Linked DNA regions of Homo sapiens: region 2 is linked to region 1. The links are chromatin contacts, found by Hi-C or POLR2A ChIA-PET in ENCODE. All regions are on one chromosome and are shown on one strand. The core of a region is the stretch at or near the end of the contact, and the rest is flanking DNA. Distances in the headings are between cores, read along the strand shown. Region 1 overlaps MYO3B (myosin IIIB). Region 2 overlaps MYO3B (myosin IIIB).

Evidence for each region. A loop is a pair of places that touch in the nucleus more often than their neighbours do. ChIA-PET counts read pairs that join two places held with the same protein, here RNA polymerase II (POLR2A). Pooled maps may share reads with other maps.
Region 2: a loop to region 1 is called in a map with no recorded cell type, with 2.4 times the contacts of the local background. The contact joins two enhancer-like sites. A Hi-C loop is called at or near these places in 1 of 37 single-sample maps with no recorded cell type and 2 of 50 pooled maps. POLR2A ChIA-PET finds 5 or more read pairs at or near these places in 1 of 52 experiments (Caco-2).

What each region holds. Positions count from the first base shown.
Region 1 is chr2:170,217,450-170,224,836 of GRCh38, forward strand. All of the region lies in intron 6 of MYO3B (myosin IIIB), which reads left to right. Among named protein-coding and RNA genes, the nearest start is that of MYO3B, 43 kb to the left of the region's middle. RefSeq lists enhancers at 3,544-4,743, 4,339-4,839. Within about 2 kb of position 4,387, at least 4 of the 41 ENCODE cell types and tissues checked have a DNase peak (open chromatin) inside an H3K27ac peak, as active enhancers do.
Region 2 is chr2:170,526,580-170,533,966 of GRCh38, forward strand. The region is part of intron 30 of MYO3B (myosin IIIB); the gene reads left to right. Among named protein-coding and RNA genes, the nearest start is that of MYO3B-AS1, 180 kb to the left of the region's middle. Within about 2 kb of position 3,917, at least 14 of the 41 ENCODE cell types and tissues checked have a DNase peak (open chromatin) inside an H3K27ac peak, as active enhancers do.

The sequences.
Region 1 (7,387 bases), core at 3,137-5,636:
TGCCTTTTTATGGGTAAGTCATATGCTTTGCAGAATTTTTAGGGAGAAGAAAGTCCATTATCCTCATTGAACTTTAAGAGTACTAGTTTGGTCAGCGATGCTGGTGAGATGTAACCTCAGAAAAGCAAGATTAAGTTATAGCTATCCCACAGGGCACCTTCATGCAATTAGAAGAAAGTGTCCCTCCAGAAGATGCAGCCCCCTCCAAGGGCCATGTCTTGGCAAATTCATCAGCCCTTGTATAAATTAGAAAAAGTCAACTTCCCTGGATACATGCAGCCCCAGAGGTATATGGCTTTGTGAAGAGCCAGATTTCAGCACCAACTGGCCTACAGAACTATATGCGGTGGCCCTGGTTGTTTTTTTGTTACCAGATACATAGCAACTTATCTTGTGTACTTTGTCGGCTCTCTGTAGTGAAACATGGGATTTATTCCTAATTTAGGTTTGGCATCATCACAGAACTCTCTGGAAAATGACGCATGTAGAAGTTTGGGGAACCTTCCAGCTAGATGAGTCTTGCTCTGAAACACCAGTGCAGTTTAGTTTTTCAGGTCATTTAATTCCACAGTATGCTGACCTTTGCCTGAGAGCAGCTTTCTGGATTAAACAAATGGGTTCTTTTAATAAAAGGACTCAGATGGTCACCTCCTTAGATGTCTTTCCATCTCTGCATGATGGTATTTCCTCTGTGTGACTGCCAAAGTGGTCTCCTAACAAAGTAAGTGGTTCACACTAATCTCTGCTTAAATTTCTTCAGTGACCTCCCCCGCCTCCCATCATCTATGGCTCTTTCTTTCATACTGGGTAATGGATAGGCCCATTTTAAAGAAAAAGAAAAATGCTGCAATTTCCAGTGTTTACCTAAATCTTAAATATTTCTTAAATAGGTTTTACAAAACATAAAACTAGATATAAACTCTTTGTCATTTTTATTTGCAGAAGTATAAAACCAAAAGGAAAAAAATGTATTATGAAAAAAAGCTATTATACAATGCCAGTAACATTCAAGTAAGCAGCTCTACTTTTATGAGACAAATGATACTGTTTTGTGACTCTCCATTGTCCTTTGCAGTGTGCTTATGTTTCAGGACACAATAGTATGGGTTATTTTCAGTCTGGCACACCTACAACCACGTACCATGCGGCTACTCAGTTCTCCTACTACTTTATTCCATTTCAGCTAGCATAATCTGTTTGTTCAAACAGCACCTCTTTTGATCTCCAACTGTTACATCTGTGTTGGCTTGGTGCCAACTTAATAGTAAACATAATATGAACACTGTGTGACAAATAGTCATCCAGATGATCTAGACTATGTTTTTACTCCTCCTTCTCCCATTATTATTATTATTAATACAATTATCACTGAAACAAAACCAAAAACATAAAAAGTTATCTAGGGACTTTGTGAATCCCACTTTGAGAAGCACTGCAGGATAAAGTCAAAACTTCTTTGAATTTTGAATAAAGCTCTTAATATTCCAGCCCCTATCTATCCAGCCTTGTTTCAGATTACTTCCCCCAATTTACTTGTTCTTAATGCCCCAACAGTAGTGAACAGCAGGTGACTCTCCAAATCCCTACTGATGTGTCTTTCCTTTAAACCCTTGGTGTACTATTATATCATCTGGAATGGCCCCCAGGCCTCTGGAAAATTCCTCCTTAATTGACAAGTCTCAAATGCTAGCTCTGCTGGGAAACATTCCCTAATCCCTTGCCCACATTGAGGCTCCTTTCCCTAAGTTTCCACCACGTCCTTAGACCCTCCCTTAATACAGTATCACCACTGCATTGTAGTTGTTGGCAGGCAGGTCTCCCAACTGGACTCAGGTCTGCCAGGGACTTGGGATGCCTAAGCTCTTAATATAGTGCTTGATACAGAGTACATGCTCAAAAAAATTATCTGTTGGGTCAGGAGCGGTGGCTCATGCCTGTAATCCCAGCACTTTGGGAGGCCGACGCAGGCAGATCATTTGAGATCAGGAGTTTGAGACCAGCCTGTCCAACATGGCAAAACCCCATCTCTACTAAAAATACAAAAATTAGCTGGGTGTGGTAGTACACACCTGTAATTCCAGCTACTCTGGAGGTTGAGGCAGGAGAATTGTTTGAACCCGGGAGGCAGAGGTTGCAGTGAGCAGAGATGCCACCACTGCACTTCAGCCTGGGTGACAGAGTTAGACTCTGTCTCTCAAAAAAAAAAAAAATCTGTTGAATGAATGAATGCATCCATCTGTAAGAAAGCCAAAGGGATAAGATGCACTTGCAGGACAGTTTGAGGACGGCTTCACAACTATTGATATTAGCAAATTTGTCTGTAGATTTAGATCTGTTCTGAAAGGAAAGCATAACTAAGGTCACTCAACTAATATTTGGGGTGATATAACACGGAAGATGGTATTCCTGTTCTACTCTAGAGCAAATTGGTATTTTCAAAATCACAAAATATAATTAAGAGAAGCATTTTCTTGGCTTTGTACATTTATGTATAAATGGCTTTGTACATTTATTAAGAGGTGTTTGTGGCCGGGTGTGGTGGCTCATACCTGTAATCCCAGCACTTTGGGAGGCCAAGGTGGGCAGATCACGAGGTCAGGAGATCGAGACCATCCTGGCTAACACAGTGAAACCCTGTCTCTACTAAAAATACAAAAAATTAGCTGGGCATGGTGGCGGGTGCCTGTAGTCCCAGCTACTCAGGAGGCTGAGCAAGAAGAATGGCGTGAACCCGGAAGGCGGAGCTTGCAGTGAGCCGAGATTGTGCCACTGCACTCCAGCCTGGGAGACAGAGTGAGACTCCGTCTCAAAAACAAAACAAAACAAAACAAAACAATCAAAAAAGAGGTGTTTCTGACTTTCCAACTTTAACTGGATTGAATAAAATATGTGGAGTGTTGACCGGGAGCGGTGGCTCACGCCTGTAATCCCAGCACTTTGGAAGGCGGAGGCAGGCGAATCACAAGGTCAGGAGATCGAGACCATCCTGGCTAACACGGTGAAACCCCATCTCTACTAAAAATACAAAAATTAGCCTGGCAGGATGGCAGGGGCCTGTAGTCCCAGCTACTCGGGAGGCTGAGGCAGGAGAGTGGCGTGAACCCGGGAGGCAGAGCTTGCAGTGAGCCAAGATTGCACCACTGCACTCCAGCCTGGGCGACAGAGCCAGATTCCGTCTCAAAAAAAAAAAAAAAAAAAAAAAAAATGGAGTGTTTCTGTAGGGGACAGTTTATGGTGAGCTTTTTGCTCAGATTCCCTGGAAGTGGTTCCCCTGTTAGCTGGGAAAAGCCAGCACTGCATCCTGCCTGTTGCAGTGGATCAATTGAAAAGTAAGCAGTTTAAGGTATGGACACCTTGACAGCACGTTGCAGGAGTGAATGTCTGACTGTTCAAGTGCAGGATTCTCTCAGGATGTGTGATTGTGTCCAGTATGCTCTGGGACCCAGGCTGTAGCTCTTGGGAATCAGGCCTGCACTATTCTCACATTTTTATTTTCTAAATGGAGAAGCATTTTTTCCAACAAAGTCTCTTTTTGCGCCATAATCCTCCATAGGAATGTCCACAAGAACAACCTTCCATTTTTCAATTCAATTCAACAAGCATTTATATTGTCCATCTGAGCAATGCTTTGGGTCAAGAACAGTCCTTGAAAGTATAATCAGTAATGGTTCAAATTAACACTGTCTTCATATGATGGCCTGTGTGGTATATTGATCCTGATATGCTTTCACTTCTGCTTGTATGAATAAGTGGTCTTTAGATTAAATACGACAATGCACGCAATACCAATGCCAGTGGAATAAGAGCATTGCAGATGACTTGTGCTTTATTTTTAAAATGCAGCTGAGAGATCCTTGATCCTATTTTATTTTTGAGGAATTGAACCAAATTGTTTTTTCCCTTTTTTATTTCCATTTTTATTCCACAAGCTTGAGTAAGTGTAATATTTAATTCAGGTAGCTATTCTACAAACCGGGTAGCTAATGGAATGTGACCACAGTACAATCAAATGTTGATGAGCAGTCAAGACACACAGTTCACTGGGGCACCTCAAAGCTGCAGCATGAAATGACTATCATATTGTCAATACTCCCTACTCATTTTCTCTTACTACCTCATTTGGACACTACTAAAGTTGAAAGATACTGGCAGAGTAGTATCAACTCAGCAGTGTAGGAGAAGAGTTCTGTGGGATGCCCTTAGTGTATTAGAACTTTGAAACAATACTACTGGGGAAATAAATTGCTTGGCATAATAAAAGGGTTAATCTAAAAGTCAAGATCAGTAGAATTTTTTTTTAAAAGATGGGGTCTTACCATGTTGCCCAGGCTGGTCTCCAACTCCTAAGCTCAAGCATTCCTTCTGCTTCAGCCTCCCGAGTAGCTGGGACTACAGGGCATGCCCCAACATGCCTGGCTTAAGATCAGAACAATTTTTTATAAACTAAACACACTGTATGTGAGTAGCATACTGTGACTACAGGAAAGATTATCTTAAGAGAGAAAGAAAAATTTCACATGGAGACTATTTAGGAGATTATCATGAGCAAAATAACTTGAACAATAGATAATTAAGTTTCTCGTATAATAAGATCAGAGGTAGTTTGTTCCGGAGTTTGTTGATTTAGCAGCTCATAATAATAGAGTCATGAAAACTTCCGATTTTTAAATCTCCCTGGCTATGACTGCTGCAAGCTGCATGGCTTCATTGTTCTGGGACTGACTTTAGGGCAGTTATGACAACAGTGCCTGTGAATATCTGAGGGGCAGTAGTGGCTCCAACATGCCAATAGCCACAGGTGAAGGCACTCATGGTGCAACCAAACAGCGAGAAGTTAAAGTGGGTTTTCCTCCTCTCTTGGGGTTGAAGACTTTTCCACCCTATATTTATTTTCCCGGTCTGCTGTAATCAAGTAGTACAAACTGGGTAGCTTTAAACAACAGAAATATATTATCTCACACTTCTGGAGGCTAGAAATCTGAAACCAAGATGCCAGCAGGCTTCCTCTGAAGCCTCTAGGGGAGGGATCTTGCTTTGTCTCTTCCCAGCTACTGGAGGTTTGCTGGTGATCTTTGGTGTTCCCTGGCTTGCAAGCTGCGTAACTCCAGTCTCTGCCTTTGTAGTGCCGTGGTATTTTCTCTGTGTGTCTTCACATGTCCATGACTTCTTATAAGAACACCAGTCCCGTCGGATTAGAGGCCCACCCTACTCCAGTATGACCTCATCTGAATTCAACTAATTGTATATACAGTGACCCTATTTCCAAATAAGTTCACGTTCTGAGATTCTGGGGGCTAGGACTTAAATGTATCTTTTTTTTGGAGGACACAGTTCAACCAATAACAAGCTCCCAAATACTAATATTTAGCACCCTTCCTTTGTATTAAATCATTCAAGTTTCCAAGGTAATTAGTCAACTATTTAGAACCTGCAGGGCTGCAGGTTATAGATGCTAGCATAGTGAGAGGCTCAGCTTTGCCTGTTTACACACACATACACAACCACCTCCCCTACTCCACACACACCACACACATAGACTGTCTGCACTCTCTCAGCCTTTGGTGTTTGAGGCAAACGTGGTTCTTTCTGAAGGTACAAAGCATACCAAATTGCCTTCCTGTGTGGGCGCCCAACACCCCCAGACTTTTGTTCTCTCCTACCTACTCTCAGGCAAAGCATTTTTAAAATTATTATTATCTCCTGAGATGTTTGGCCAGCTCATAGTCACTTCCTTGAACCTTCTCTTTACCTGATTAAGCCTCTCTGGTCTCCTGACCTAAAACTTTAGCCTGCATTTTATGCACTTAAAAAAACTCACAAAAACAACACAGTCTTCCTATTAGCCATGTTTATTATCTCTTTTCTCCTCCACTATCTCCTGACAGCCAATTTCTTATAGTAAGTAATATGAATAATAGTATCCCACATTTGCGTAGAATTTTTACAAATAGTATTTTAAAAACACTGTCATCTACCTGTGAGAGTGCCACTCGGGCATGATTACATTGATGTTGTAGATAAAGAATCTAAGGCTTTGTCAGGCCAAGTGTCCATAGACACAGAGTGGGTAGGTGGGTAATGGTGACTGGAATCCATATTTTGTGACTTATTCAACTAAGGGATTTCCAATGTAACCCGTGTCCGCTGTTAATATTGCTCAACCAATTTTTATATCAAACACATGCCAGGTAATATCCTGGCCTATAGCAAAAGGGATACAAGCCTAGTTTATGTTGATTAATGGTAATGGCAGGGGGTTAGGGGTAGTTGATACCTAAAAAACTTTTTCTACCATCACATATAGCAAAGAATTAAACTCAGTGTTTGTAAGTGACTGAAACCCAAGAGAAAGAACCAATGTTGTCATTATCGTTTTTATTGAGGACACCAGTAGACTTTGAAAATAATGGCTTATATTTAGCTGATGTACACTGTGTGGCCAGGCTGGTTGTTAAGATATTAAACTATTCATTCTGGATGGTAAATGGCTGCCATCCAGAGCCCCTTGAGTGCTCCTCAGCCACCAGAGGTGCCCTGTCTTTTACCCTGGGACATTTCTGACCTGATGATCCAGTAACTATGGGGGGAAAGGTCTGTTTGACAAGCAGGGATGGCCAGTGCCACATGCCACCTGATTGTCAGATATTTTGAACATTGCACTTGCTAAGCAGAGGCATAGTGGGAAGGAAACTTTCACTTACTGAGGACTGACTCTATACCAGGGACTATGATAGGGGCTTTTAAAATATTTTATTTCATTTTCACAACAGCTCTCAATAGTGGATGTTATTTTCTCCATTTGATCACTGAGGAAAGTGAGGCTTAAAGAGCTATAGGAGGAATCGAGCCCAAATTCACATACCTAGTAAATATTGAAGCTGTTTGGCTTTTCAGAGAGCATGGGAATGCAAGTCCCATTTTGCAGATGAAGAAACCAAGGCAGGGAAAGGATACTTGTACTCTCACTTTACAGTGTGTTCATATGGGATATTCATTGTGGAAAATGTGTACCAGCTAACTGAGACACCAGCTCATATAACAAAGACACGCAGAGATATAGTGGAAGTATACTCTGAAATTGGAGTGTGAGACATCATTTTAAAAGATGCACATGAAGGACCTATCACCTATAATTTATAGGTTGACTACACTTTGCAATTCCGCCATGCATTAAGGATCTAGTATATGCAGCATCTTCCTAAAACAGCTAACGGTCTGTTTCTGTACTGGAAAACAGACTTGTGGATAAAATAAACATTTGCTTCTTTTCAGAAAATTCTCCCCCTCTTTACTTCCATCTGCTCATTGTTGCAAACAAGAGCTAATCAGCTGAGCAGAGAAACAGATGTGCTGTGACGGCTCCAAAAATGGGTCTCTCTCTGCCTGG
Region 2 (7,387 bases), core at 2,667-5,166, 310 kb after region 1:
CACCCTTACCAACATTGCCAGCATGACATTATCATACCCTCAAATAATAACATTCAGAGCTTAGTTGATTGCTAGAGCTTTCTTAGACTTTCTAGATTTTTAAAATATTAATTGGTCACGTGTATTTTCAAAACCTTTTTGAAGGCAGAAACCTTATCACCAGCTGAAAGAAGCTTCAAGGAGAAATCTGTTTTGAGTTATATTTTTCCTTGGGGACTTGCTTATGGCCGTACATAAATATTTATCTGAACTATTTCAACAAACCCTAAATCATCAGTGATCCTTATGCAAAGAGTCCTTTTAGAAGATTTCTGTATGTCAAGAATGCCAACAGTCTCTTTCTAAGAACAGATTCCAAGGACCAGAGGCCTCTTTTAAAATAGTTGGAACTCTTTGGTGGTTTTCAACATGTCTTTTGTTTTCATATTCTGTATATCTGTTCACGCTATTCCATCTGAATAGAATTCCCTTGCCAGTCCTGTCTTTACCTGCTGATGTTTTACTCATCCTTCAAGGTCTCATTCGTGTGACATACAGACAAGGGCAAGAGAAGAGCATCCCAGGCAGGAGAAACAAGAGTGGGCCATAGCCAGAGGCAGGATATGCAGAGCCATTCTTGGAAGGTGAGAGGTCCAGTGAGAAGAAGGCAGAGGGTAGGATGGGGGTGGTATGAGGCAGGAAGAACTATTACAGGGAATAAGGCACCAAGATATGGGAGGTCTTCAAAAGTACACAAAATGTTTTGTTGTTCTATAGGTCAAAAGATGTAAACCCATAGTGTTTGGGTAGAATATAGTCTACAGACATGTTTTGTTTGGCCTGAATGTTGTTAAATTTTTAAAATTAGATTCTAACACATAAAAATAGATTTCATGTCATTCGGACTTCTGATAGCTCTTAAAAAACCTGAGTATCTGGCAGCAAACTGCTGGAAGTGAGCAGGAGCTATCTTTCACAGATCCCTACTTAACCGCCTGCCTAATTCATGGCTTGGCCTGCCAGCATCCGAGTTTGATTCTCTCCCGCTGTCTGCAGAGCACCATCTAGGTAGAGGAAACGATTCAGCTACAGACCCTGGAGCCAAACTGCCTCTGTTCTGGCCCAGGTTTGTGTCCAACTACCTCAATGACCTTGGGCAAGTGTGTTTCTAATAATGGTACTTACCTCATGCCGCCATTGTGAGAATAAACCATAGGAAACGTTTAGATGACTACCTAGTACGTAGTTAAGTGGACAAAAATGTTAGCTCTTATTACTGTATCCCACATGAGATAATAAACTTTAGGGCTGAAACTGTCACTCATTTCTGTAGCACTCACAGAATCCAGAATTTAGAATCTTTGGCCATAACTGGCATAAAATGAAATAATTGATGAATGGACAAATGAATATGTGCTCCTTGAGTTTTTATTTCTGTGAGGTCCAAAGCTAAATTTAATTACTTTGTTCTCTAGAAATGCTTCCTATTTACCTTGAGTTTGATTTGAGCATCCTAGTTAGTTGATAAAGGAGCTAGCTTTCTCAAAAAGTCGAAAATCCTAATTAAACAAGTGAAGGGAGATTCTATTAACACCATGTCATTTTTCTGTGATGCATCTACCTTCCTAACTCAAAAATAAGCTCCAAGTTTGGGAAGATGTTTCTGTGTTTTCTTTAGGAAGCTCACTTATTGGCTGGTAGCTGCCTATGGTTAATATCTCAAATTGAGGGTCAGTTGCTAGGAACTAGGATGTGGTGGACTTCAGCAGATATGATGTTAGAATGCATGTTTGACTTGGGTTTTCTTATATCCCATGCCTGCCATGTGATCCACACTTCAAGGCAAAATTTTATTTTATTTTTTTTGAGATGGAGTTTCGCTCTATCGCCAGACCGGAGTGCAGTGGCGCAATCTCAGCTCACTGCAACCTCTGCCTCCCGGGTTTAACCGATTCTCCTGCCTCAGCCTCCTGACTAGCTGGGACTATAGCTGTGCACCACCATGACCAGCTAATTTTTGTATTTTTGATAGAGACGGAGTTTCACCATGTTGGCCAGGATGGTCTCAATCTCTTGACCTCAAGTGATCCACCTGCCTCAGCTTCCCAAAGTGCTGAGATTGCATGCATGAGAAACTGTGCCCAGCCTCAAGGCAAATATTTTTGTGCCCAATGCATCAGACGACGATGGACGGTTTGGCATGGGAACCAATTTTCAGTTTTTTAACATTTCTTCTATATAGCTGAAGTCACATCATCATCCCCATCAAGGCCTTCAATGTGATCACCTGTGGACATGAACGTTTATGTTTACATTAATCTATCCCTAAACAGACTTGCTGTCAACAATGTTGCTCTACAAAGTTGACTAGCAAGGTTAGGCTCACGTGCTCTCTGGAAAACTTGAACATTTTCAAACCCATTTTAATTTCGTTTGAATAAACTTCATCTAAAACTGAATCATGTACTCAAGATTCCAAAAAATTGCTGTTTAATTTCACCTGATAGCTCTCTTCTTTCTTATAAAAAGTCAATTTTTTAGTATGATATTTTTAGCATGATAATGCCTCTACTTTTTCTAAAGAACTCTCAGTCTCTCACACATGGACACGAAGAGGAGAACAACAGACACTGGAACCTACTTGAGGTTAGAGGTCGGGAGGAGGAGGAGGAGCAGAGAAAATGATTATTGGGTATTAAGCTTAGTACCTGGGTGATGGAATCATCTGTACAACAAACCCCCATGACACAAGTTTACCTATATAACAAACCGGAGCATGTACTCCTGGACCTAAAATAAAAGTTAAAAAAAAAAAAAATTTCAGTCTCCCTTAGACCTCTCCTTTCCTTCCTTCCCTTCTGTCCTCCTTCTCTCCCTCCCTCCCTTCCTTCTTCCTTTTTTTTCTTTCTTCTTGTCTCTCTCCTTATACTATTTATATCTACGTCTCTAAAGTTCTGGTTTCTGATCCAAAAGACAATTTCAAATAATAAGAAAATCTGATCTCTAACCATTTCTCCATCCCTCATCCCCTTCCTGCATTACCCATAGAAATTCAGCACATTGCTGGTACCTACGTTGTATCCTCATCAAGCTCTTTATTATATTCCCGCTCAGAATGAGTTTCTGCCCAAAAGACCTTTACATATTGAGCCTATTTTGAAAAGTTTGAGAAAGGAAAATGGACTCAAGTGGAAAATATTGCAGGAAACAAAATTTTGTAAAAATGAACTTTATATAAGAGTGCTTCATTATCAACACATAATGAAACCTAGATTATAATCCTACATGTTGAAAGAAGATTAACTTTGTACATTTTCACAATTTTATTAACTTCACTTTCTTCACTGGGTTATAAGGAAAACATAATGGTGTTTCAGTTCCAAGTATATTTTGTGAATTAAATAGCAGCTTGTTCCTCACTATAAAAAACAAATATGCCAATATATTTTCCACTAGCATCGCCCTGGTCACCTTAAATTAAGAAGAAACTGGAGTATTTGCCATTAAAAGCTGTTAACAGTAGTAATGCCACAACATCTCCGTGTGCATCTTAGTAACTTCTCAGACTTGTCTCCTTGATGAATAGACAAAACAGGAGGAGGGGTGAATTTGTTCTTTTTATCTGAATGGTGTAGGTGGGGAAGACAGAGAGCAATAGAGAGCTCTCGTGAAACAGAGCTCTAGCGACTGCTGTGCTTGGGAAATTAGATAATAAACAGTCCCTGATACCAAAATTCTAATGGCCTAAGATCAACACAGTCTGGAGACGCAGGTGGGAGTGGCCTTCCTCGCTCTGATCCAGACCCTCCCGGGAGAGCTCTTTGTGTCAACAAGAACAGCCAGTGCTCCTGGCCAGCTCCCAGGACTCAGAGTGGGGCTATCATTTTTGTTTGCTTTGCAAATATCTTAATGGGAAGTGGTTCAACACCACCTATGGGTTAATCTGAGGGGTTCTGCTTGGCAGCTGTTAGCTCTGAGAACCACATGGCCGCTCTCGGGTGCAGGGAGTCAGGCTAGCTGTTAACTACCCAGCGCCAGGTTGAGGCATCGTCTTTGCTTATTGGATTTACTGACTGGCAGGAAGCACCTTGTTGACTTTTATTTTTAGTTTGTTCCTCCTGGGAGAGCAAGGATGTTATTCTCAGATCCAACTGTGCTTTTTTCTCCAAGGGAGGGCAGTTGTTTAAATTATTTTTACTAGCATGAAGCATCCTTTCACCTAAGCTCATTCTCAGAATCTGAAACTTCATATTAAAAGTGGTGGTGTGGTGAAGGTGGAAGGGGCATTGTTGCCAGAAGAAAGATTTAGTATATTAGCCTGCAGGGAGGGCAAACAGTGGAAGCCACAGCCTTGTCTTCACCTGGGATCTAAAGAATTGGATAGATAGTGAATTTCTCTGCTCTACTGTTCCCTTAGTCCTCTCCCCCTCCCTCTCCTCCACCCCAACATGGCTTTCACTTGTCTTATCTTGACCCATAGGAATGTTTCCCTGGGCGACACAACCAAGTCATGCCTTTCTGGATCTGTGTCTGCTGACATTGACACAGATGATCTCTTTCTTTATGCTTTCCTTACAGGATTTCAGGCAGGTAGGATGGTTTCCACAAAGCAGGTTAGGGAAGTACCTGGAGTGATGACAGACATGTAGACAGTTTCCAAATGCCCCATTTGTAAAAATGCAAAAAGTTCAGATTTCTCTGTAGGTCCTGGAAAAAGTGTCTAGCTACCCTCAGGAATAGTGTAACCCAGCTTTTAAAGCCTTATTCTTTCCTGGGGGTTTTCTACACCTACTTGTGGGATTGTCTTGTGGTTGACAACAAGGGCCCTAGAGTCCACTAGACCTGCTACTACAGGGTAAGAACTTCATAAACGCACTTATTTTCTCAAGGCTTCAGTTTCCTCATCTTTAAGTGGAAGATCAAATAGCACAATATCTACCTCACCAAGACATGAAAGTTAAATGAGGTAACATATACAAAGTATGTAGCATCTCATTTGATGCATAAAAAGCACTCACAAATTGTAGTGATTAGAGGAGTTGTTGTTATCTCTGAGGCATCCACTTTAAGTCATCCTTAGTATTATGCATTTTGTACTCATTTTGAAGTCTGTTACTCCCAACCCTTTAAAATCATCCAGTGCCAAACTATGAGTATCAAAGTAAATGATGACAAAAGAGTATAATCCATTGAATAAAATAAGATATCATGAGTCCATGTGGATGGATGGAAGGAAGGAAGGAAGGAAGAGAAGAGGCTGAGCTCTGACTTACAATAAAATATGAAATAATAAAGGTAGATGAAATTAAGAAAACAGAAAATCATCATTTGGCAACTGCAAAAATAATTGTTTCAGGCAATAATTATGAATGGATGCTAACACTACTATGTGAAAGTTTGAGGAGTAATAAACTATTTGCATAGTCTCAGAGTAAGTCCCCATAAGAAACTTATTAATTACAAAAGGACAGTGAAGAAACCTGGCAGAAACCACCTTAACCCAAGTGATGAAAGTTAGCATCACCAGTAATTGAACAAACTGACAGCATGTGCCTCCTGTTATGATGTATTGAGAAGAAGACAACATCACTTTTGTGGATTTCTTGCCAAATGTGCATAACCTGAATTTAATCACGAGGAAACAGCAGACAAGTCCAAATAGAGGGAGCCTTTACAAAATGACCGGCCTGTAGGCTCCAAAATGAAACATGACAGAAGACTGAGAAACTATTCCAGATGAAAGGGAACTAAAAGAACGTTACCTCTGAATGCAATAGATGATCTAGGAATTTATTTTGCTATAGAAGATGCCATTGAGACATTTGGAAAAATCTGAATACAATCTGTAGATTGGAAAATAGTGTCATATTAAATTCTGATTTTGATCATTGTATTCTGGTCATATAAGAAAATGCCCTTCCTTTTTGAAAATACACACACTGAAGTATTTAGGGATAAAAGAGTATCAGGTAGGCTGGGCGCAGTGGCTCATGCCTGTAATCCTAGCACTTTGGGAGGCCAAGGTGGGCGGATCACCTGGGGTCAGGAGTTCGAGACCAGCCTGACCAACATCGTGAAACCCCATCTCTACTAAAACTACAAAAAAAATTAGTCAGGCATGGTGGCAGATGCCTGTAATCCCAGCTACTCGGGAGGCTGAGGCAGGAGAATCACTTGAACCTGGGAGGTGGGGGTTGCGGTGAGCCAAGATTGAGCCATTGCACTCCAGTCTGGGCAACAAGAGTGAAACTCTGTCTCAAAAAAAAAAAAAAAAAAAGAGTATCAGGTTTGTAACTGACTCTCAAATGGTTCAGAAAAAAATTATGCATGTTTGTATGTGTATATATCAATACAGAGACAGAGAGAGGACAAAGCAAATATGTAAGTCTGCTGAGGAATATATAGGATTCCTTATACTATTCTTGCATCTTTTCTATTAATATAATTAAATCAAAATAAAAAGTTGCAATAAACAAGTCAGTGCCACTTCTTGCCCTTTAGACAGGGCAGTTCATCAGCCACTTTCTCTTTAGACTCCTGATCTTTCTCCATTCACACCTAAAAGTCTATTCCACGTCATCATTGCCGTGCTCAGTGATGGTCCTCAAGCTTCTCGGCTGTGACATTGCTGACTAGTCAGCACTCACTGCACACAATCTTGTTTAGGCTTTTCGTTTGTAAAAGTTTCTGAAAATGTCCGTCCCTCCTCTCACGCCCCCTCCCTCACCTGTCCTTGGGCCCCATCATTTAGTGCCATGTGTGTCATGCACTTCATTTTAGCACTTCTTACTTCTCCTTCCCTGGACTAAGTACTACTTTCAGAATTAAAAGAGGAAAACTGGGTTAAATATTATCTTTTGTGGGGGTGGGGGGGGGGTGTGCAGTGGTGAAAAGAACATCCTCCAGTTACAGCATGAAAAGGGTGTAATAAATGGTCTCTGAAGTTTCCTTTTTCTCTACAAGTCTATGCCTTGGCCTAATTCAGTCTTAAACTGCTAGAACTGTAACTCAAAAGTAGCTCAACCCACAAGTTACTTTAAGACTCCAGCCGAAGGAAAAGCACAGATTCTAGAAAGGCAGCCACACAGATACCTCATCATTACTATTCTCCCTTGAAGTTTCCATGTTTACGGATTTGTCTTTCAGATGTGCAAAATCATAAACAATAAGTAACCACATTGTTAAGTATGTGTTTTATTTCTAACTTCTGACTATATATGCATCTTTAATTTAATTATTTTAAAACCTTGTCTTGTGTGTTTATTTTGTTCTGCCCAGGAGAACAAATGCAATCATTTTTTCCTTAGCTCAGGCAAGAGTTTTTATTTATATTTTGCTGATGAAGAAGGGGAGAGGTGATTTGCCCAAGTTAGAGTTGCCATATTTGGCAAATAAAAATGCAAGATAC